Linked DNA regions of Homo sapiens: region 1 is linked to region 2. The links are chromatin loops, found by intact Hi-C in ENCODE. Cell type or tissue: GM12878. All regions are shown on one strand. Links, peaks and the distances in the headings refer to the core of each region. The heading gives the core; the rest is flanking DNA.

What was found. A loop is a pair of places that touch in the nucleus more often than their neighbours do. Peaks named below come from ENCODE experiments on the same cell type or tissue, not always from the same donor. Only the 100,000 strongest peaks of a DNase experiment are listed, where the experiment ranks them.
Region 1: a loop joins it to region 2, with 4 times the contacts of the local background. A loop is called at or near these places in 15 of 110 quality-filtered maps.

What each region holds. Positions count from the first base shown.
Region 1 is chr12:46,516,149-46,518,949 of GRCh38, reverse strand. All of the region lies in intron 3 of SLC38A4-AS1 (SLC38A4 antisense RNA 1), which reads right to left. Among named protein-coding and RNA genes, the nearest start is that of SLC38A4-AS1, 130 kb to the right of the region's middle. RefSeq lists enhancers at 1,357-1,536, 1,707-1,796, 1,987-2,036. In GM12878, for the core only: a CTCF peak has its summit at 1,197 (motif pointing left); a DNase peak (open chromatin) is centred at 1,509; H3K4me3 peaks cover 501 bases; H3K27ac peaks cover 2,500 bases.
Region 2 is chr12:46,387,101-46,389,901 of GRCh38, reverse strand. It overlaps SLC38A4-AS1 (SLC38A4 antisense RNA 1), which reads right to left. Exons shown (of 4, transcript NR_125380.1): 2 at 1,930-2,155. Among named protein-coding and RNA genes, the nearest start is that of SLC38A4-AS1, 4.8 kb to the right of the region's middle. In GM12878, for the core only: no CTCF peak of the experiment used is centred there; DNase peaks (open chromatin) are centred at 1,331 and 1,994; H3K4me3 peaks cover 1,812 bases; H3K27ac peaks cover 2,500 bases.

The DNA.
Region 1 (2,801 bases), core at 174-2,673, 130 kb before region 2:
TCAGCATAGCAAGTAAACAATGTTGTGAAATTAACGTGGAATGGATGGACAGAATAAACACAGTGAAATTTGGAGGTTCTCGAATCACATCCCCAAGGCTGCAGCTAAGGCATTACAACAAAGTGAGAGAACACATCTGTCTTTGGCTTTCTCAGCCTCCTCTTTCTGGACACTTTTGTCCCTTTTTGGTACCCCATCCCCCAATATTTTTCCCACCTCTCATATAATAAAACCTGCCTTCAAAAGACAAATTGACACTCCTGATAGTGTTGTAAAGGGCCAGTAGAACTTAATGGTCCATTCTTCATAGGGTCCTTCTAAGGGTCATTTTAAAAGGAGAACAAAGAAGCAAAGTTTTCAAGTCACAAAAATAAATATTTAATTCTGGAATTTCTGGCCTAAGTTAGCAAATGCTGGGAGCATTTGGGAGGATGGCACAGGAAGGAATGGGCCTCCTGGGACTCCCCTGGTCACATGGGTGGCTATCTACATGCTAGTCCTGGGTGCCAGTAACACAAAGTCAGGGTTCAGGCTAAGAATTTCTAAAATTCTGACCACTGGGCCCTCAAAGGAAGCCAATCTGCTTACATCTGATTTCAGTTGCTTATGTTTTGCATTTTTCTTGTAGAAAAATAAAGAGTTATTTTGGTCACATTATGCCACTGAAATCACAGAATGTTTTCCAATGCTTTTAATGACCACCCTGAAAAGAACAAATTTATCACTGTCTCACAACTTCAGAGAGTTTTTCAGAAACTATAAACAAAATATTTCATAATAAACTCTCTCTCTCTCTCACACACACACACACACACACACACACACACACACCCCACAAAGGAAGGAGTAACTAAAAATGCTCCATTCATCAATGATCAATTTTGGTCTTACTATAGAATTCTTTTAGTGTGCATTTTCCTTGATTTACTGGTGAGTAAAAGCATGCCTTCCTTTAAGGATTTCCATGTATTTTCTGCTTTTAGGCTAGTGATGGTATAAAATGTTTATCTTGGTTGCCAACTCCTGTGGATTGTTAGTGGCTGACTAAAGCCCTACGTTGACAAAGTTGCTGAAGCCATGTCCAGGTACAATGAGAAAAAAAGTACTATAATTGATTCTCATGTTTGCCATGCATGCAGAGGGAAAAATAATCACATGCCATCAACTGTTTTTGCCACTTGTCATACACTGCCCCCTCTACTGGTCCCCCTTGAAGTAATCCCTCTTCCAAACTAGTTCATACTTTAACCTTAGAGTAGAGAATAAAACCAGGTCTAATCTAATTAATATTTCACATTTTCTTGATCATAATGATAGTTTTATGGATACTCAAATAATCCAGTTAGAGGCAGTAAGACTTTAGTGGGGGATGCCACACCAAAGACTCTCAAATTTTGTCTGCAGCATTTCAGCTTGGGAGGCTTTTATGGTTTCTAGTAACTATATTGCAACCAGGAGAGAAAGATCACCTGAAAATGAAACCAACCCAGAGGTAGTGGAAACAAAACTGATGAGAGGAACTCTCCAAGGCATGTCATTAAGCCCTATTGAAAACTAGGCTTAAGCTACATAGAAATGTAGTGGGGGTGGAGTGGCCAAGATGGCCAACTAGAAGCAGCTAGCATGTGTGGCTCTCACGGAGAGGAATAGAGGGGCGAGTAAAAACAATACCTTCAACTGAAACATGCAAGTACTCGCATTAGGATTAACCAAGGAAACAACCTGACACACAGAAAACAAAGAAAAGCAGGACACTGAACAACGGCCCACTGGGGAACAGCACAGAGCCAGGGGATCCTCCCCAGTCCTAGAAAGCAGTGAGTGAATGAGTGACCCTGGGATCGCTTCTCCAACAGATCTTTGCAACCCTTGGCTCAGGAGATCTCCCTGTGAACCCACACCACCAGGGCCTTCAGTCTTCAGTCTGACAGAGCCATCTGGATTCTCACCAGAACAGCCACTCAGGCATGTGTGGAGAACGTGGAGGTTTAGGTGCTTGGGCTTTCTGGCAAAAGTAGCTGCAGCTCTGGCAAAATCGGAGGTTAGATTCCTGTACCTACCCTTAGGAAAGAGGCTGAATCCAGGGGGCTGAGCAGGAACAGTCCACAGGCCCCACATCCTCACCACCTCACAAGCTAAGACCCACTGGCTTGAAATTCCAGCCGGCTACCAGCAGCAGCATTGCACCTCCCTAAGAAGGAGCTTCTTGGGGAGGAGTGGGCTGCCATCTTTGCTGTTTGAGTGCCTTAGTCGTTCCAGCCTTCAGGTTTTGGAAAGTCTGAGCCAATCCAGGGCAGAAGAGATCCCCTAGCACAGCACAGCTGCTCTACCAAAACATGGCCAGTCTGCTGCTTTAAGCAGGTGCCCGATCCTGTTCCTCCTCACGAGTGGGGCCTCCCAATCAGGACCTCCAGCCACTCCCACCTGAGCTCTCCAGCCAAAAGAACTGTGAATTCCCCCTGGGAGGGTGCTCCCAGAGGGAGGGGCAGGCTGTTATCTTTGCTGTTTGGGCAACTTAACTGTTCCAGCCTTTGGGCTTCAGAGTACCTGAGGTGACCAAGGGCTGAAGTGAACCCTCAGCACAATGCAGCTATTCTATCAAAACAAGGCCAGACTGCTTTTTTAAGTGGGTCCCAATCCTGTTCCTCCTCACAAGGTGAGACCTCTCAACCAGGGTCCCCAGCCACTTCCTACAAGTGTCTTTGGGCTGACAACAGGTTCGTACCTCCCTGGGATAAAGCTTCCAGGGGAAGGGACAGGCTACCATCTTTGCTGTTTCACAGGCTTCATTGGTGACACCT
Region 2 (2,801 bases), core at 186-2,685:
GAAACTAGAATACTACTTCTTAGATATATATCTTCCTAATGTTTCTAAATGAAATTTCCGGGACAAAGGAACCTAATGATCATTAAACCAGTACTTCAGATGAACTTCTAATCATTGTCAAAGGCAAGTCTGTGTGAAAATACATATATGTGTCTATAAATATGTATGTTTCATATGGTTATAATGGGTATCCTCTAACATGAAACATACTGCAAATTATAGTCGACTTAGAATCAACTTTATGAAGTAACTAGGAATGACTAGTTAATTAACTAACTCTGGCTTCCCCAAAATTCTGAAAGTAGATTTTTAGCCTAATGGGTTAAAAACATAAGTACTAGGTACTTACTGAGAGCACATCTGGAATCACTTTATCTTGAAACTGTTGTATAATGAGGTGCTAACATAACCAACTATGGCTTGCCCCCCACTGAAATGTGTGTGTGTGTGTGTGTGTGTGTGTGTGTCCTGGACTTAACCCTCTTCCAGTAGCAAGTTCAAATTCCAGAACAGTTTGTCCAAGGATCATGTTGGCAGGAATGTGCTTGTCTTGGAAACTTGTGGACCAAAATATGTTCATCCTTAAGAAAAGCACATCCTGCAGATAACAGTGACTGGCCAATCAGTGTTGTCACGTCACAGAACTGTGGGTTCTCATTTTCTTGCCCTCTTTCCAATATCCAGCCCATATTCAGCACTGCTTGTGTAACAAAAGGCAATAAGGAAGAAGTTGTAACAAATCCTAACAGCAAACAGACCAAGACTTGGGGAGTTGCAATCTGGGAAGCTGAGGGTCAATATTTCATAGTGTCATTGATGAAGCCTGTGAATTTACCACAGATTTTACGGTTGTCAGTTCACAAACTTTCTGGTGAAAACAGACTTCTATAATAATAATAATTGGATTGACTAATTTCCATGACAGGACATGAGTAGAATGAAGAGGCAGATGATCTGGGTTCTACCTCCAATCCAGCCACTAATCAGCAATTCAACCAGCAATAAGTCATTTTCCTGTCTGGCCTCAGATGCATTCATCCATAAAAAAAGAACTGTCAGATAATCTCTAAAATCCTTTCCAGTTTACATATATTTTATGACAAAGTTTTTTACCTAACCTCAAATATGTGTGTGTATGCTCATACACACACACACCCACACAGAGAGAGAATGAATCCAGACAATCTATCGAAGATTAAACCAGGCATGAAAATCCAGATGCTGCTGTACACTTTACAGACGATTCTTTAGTTATCATTTCTTCCTCATACAAGAGTGTGAGGGGCTCACTGAGACAGGTCTTGAGTTCCCCTCACTTGTACCTTTTAGTCTCTCTCATTTCCTCTTTTCTTAACCACTGTCACACCAAAAGAGGTACAGTATGGTGCATAAGTTTGCAAAACTATAAAATGATACCATTCTTTGATTCTTCATTCTTCGATGCCATTCTCAACCTTTTGCACTTGGAGAAACATAGCTATTTTCACTTTTAAATGTCATTTATATTAGCATATTGTGAGTTGGTTATTACTTTTAAATACATTGACTATCTTTTAAGTTTTTAGTCTTAATTTCTACTATAAATATCAACACATATAGTCCACATAAACAAAACTCTTTGTGGTCCTCAATACTTTTTAAGACTGCAAGGGGGTCCTGAGACCAAAAGTTTGAGAATTGCTAATGTAGTAGTTAAGAGGACAAACTCCAGATCCAGCTGCCTGAGTTAAAATGTCACTTCTATCACTTAACAGTGGTGTGACATTGAGTACAGTCGCTTAGTCACACAGTTGTTCTGTGCCTCAGTTGGGGATAATAACGATAATAGTACTGACCCCATAGGGTCATCATAAGGCTTAAATGAACTGATATATGCACCATGCTTAGAAGTGTTGTGAGCCATCATTCTCTTTGGCGCTATTCACCTACCTCCATTCCCCGTGGTTTGCTTGGTTTGGTTTGATTTGGTCTGGTCTTACTACTGCTGCCTCTCCGTTTGACTGGCAAAGTGTGACTGGCACTGCTTCACCAGGGGCTAAAGGCATAGCTGACGAGGCTCCTTCATAACCACAGCCACAAGTTCGCACTCCAGTGCTGCAGCACCCAGCTGTACTTTGAATTTGCCCTTCAGAGAGGCTCCATCAGCAAAAGTCAACTGGAAAATCAAAGCAAGCAATGCTAAGTTTTTTAAAAACACGCTATGTCAGATGAATTAGAATGTAAAGTAGAAACTCTAGCCTTCGGAATAAATCAATGAGAGGAAGGAAGTAGAGACAAAATGCAAGCAATTACATTCATTCCTTAAAAGAAAAGGTGGTATCTGCCCAAGCTCCCTCCAATTTGAACTATGTTTTCACAGCCTTCCATCTCCTTTTTAAAATCTCTCTTCAACATCCCAGAGCAGCCTCCTCCCACCTGGCCAAGAACCCTCAGGCCATCAACTTGCTTAAAAAAATATGATGGCCCAGATTCTGATCACGTGCACATGACTGACGGCCATTGGATCTTCCCAGGGAGTACTGAAGTTTTATGAGTATTATGATCATAATCCCCTGCATTTATATTAGTTTTCTTTCTAATCTATATTTTCACATAAATTTTTCTTTAATTCTTGGCACTCAGCATGCTGTTATTCCTATTTAACGGTTTAAAAAACTGAGGCTCAGAGAAGCTAGCAAACTTGTCCTAAGTCCCAAAACTTTGAATCAACGGAACTGAAACTGGAGTATAAATGAAATGGGAAAATTTTTAACGACTGAAGGACTGGGGGAAATGCACACAGCAGGGAGGGGCAGGCATGC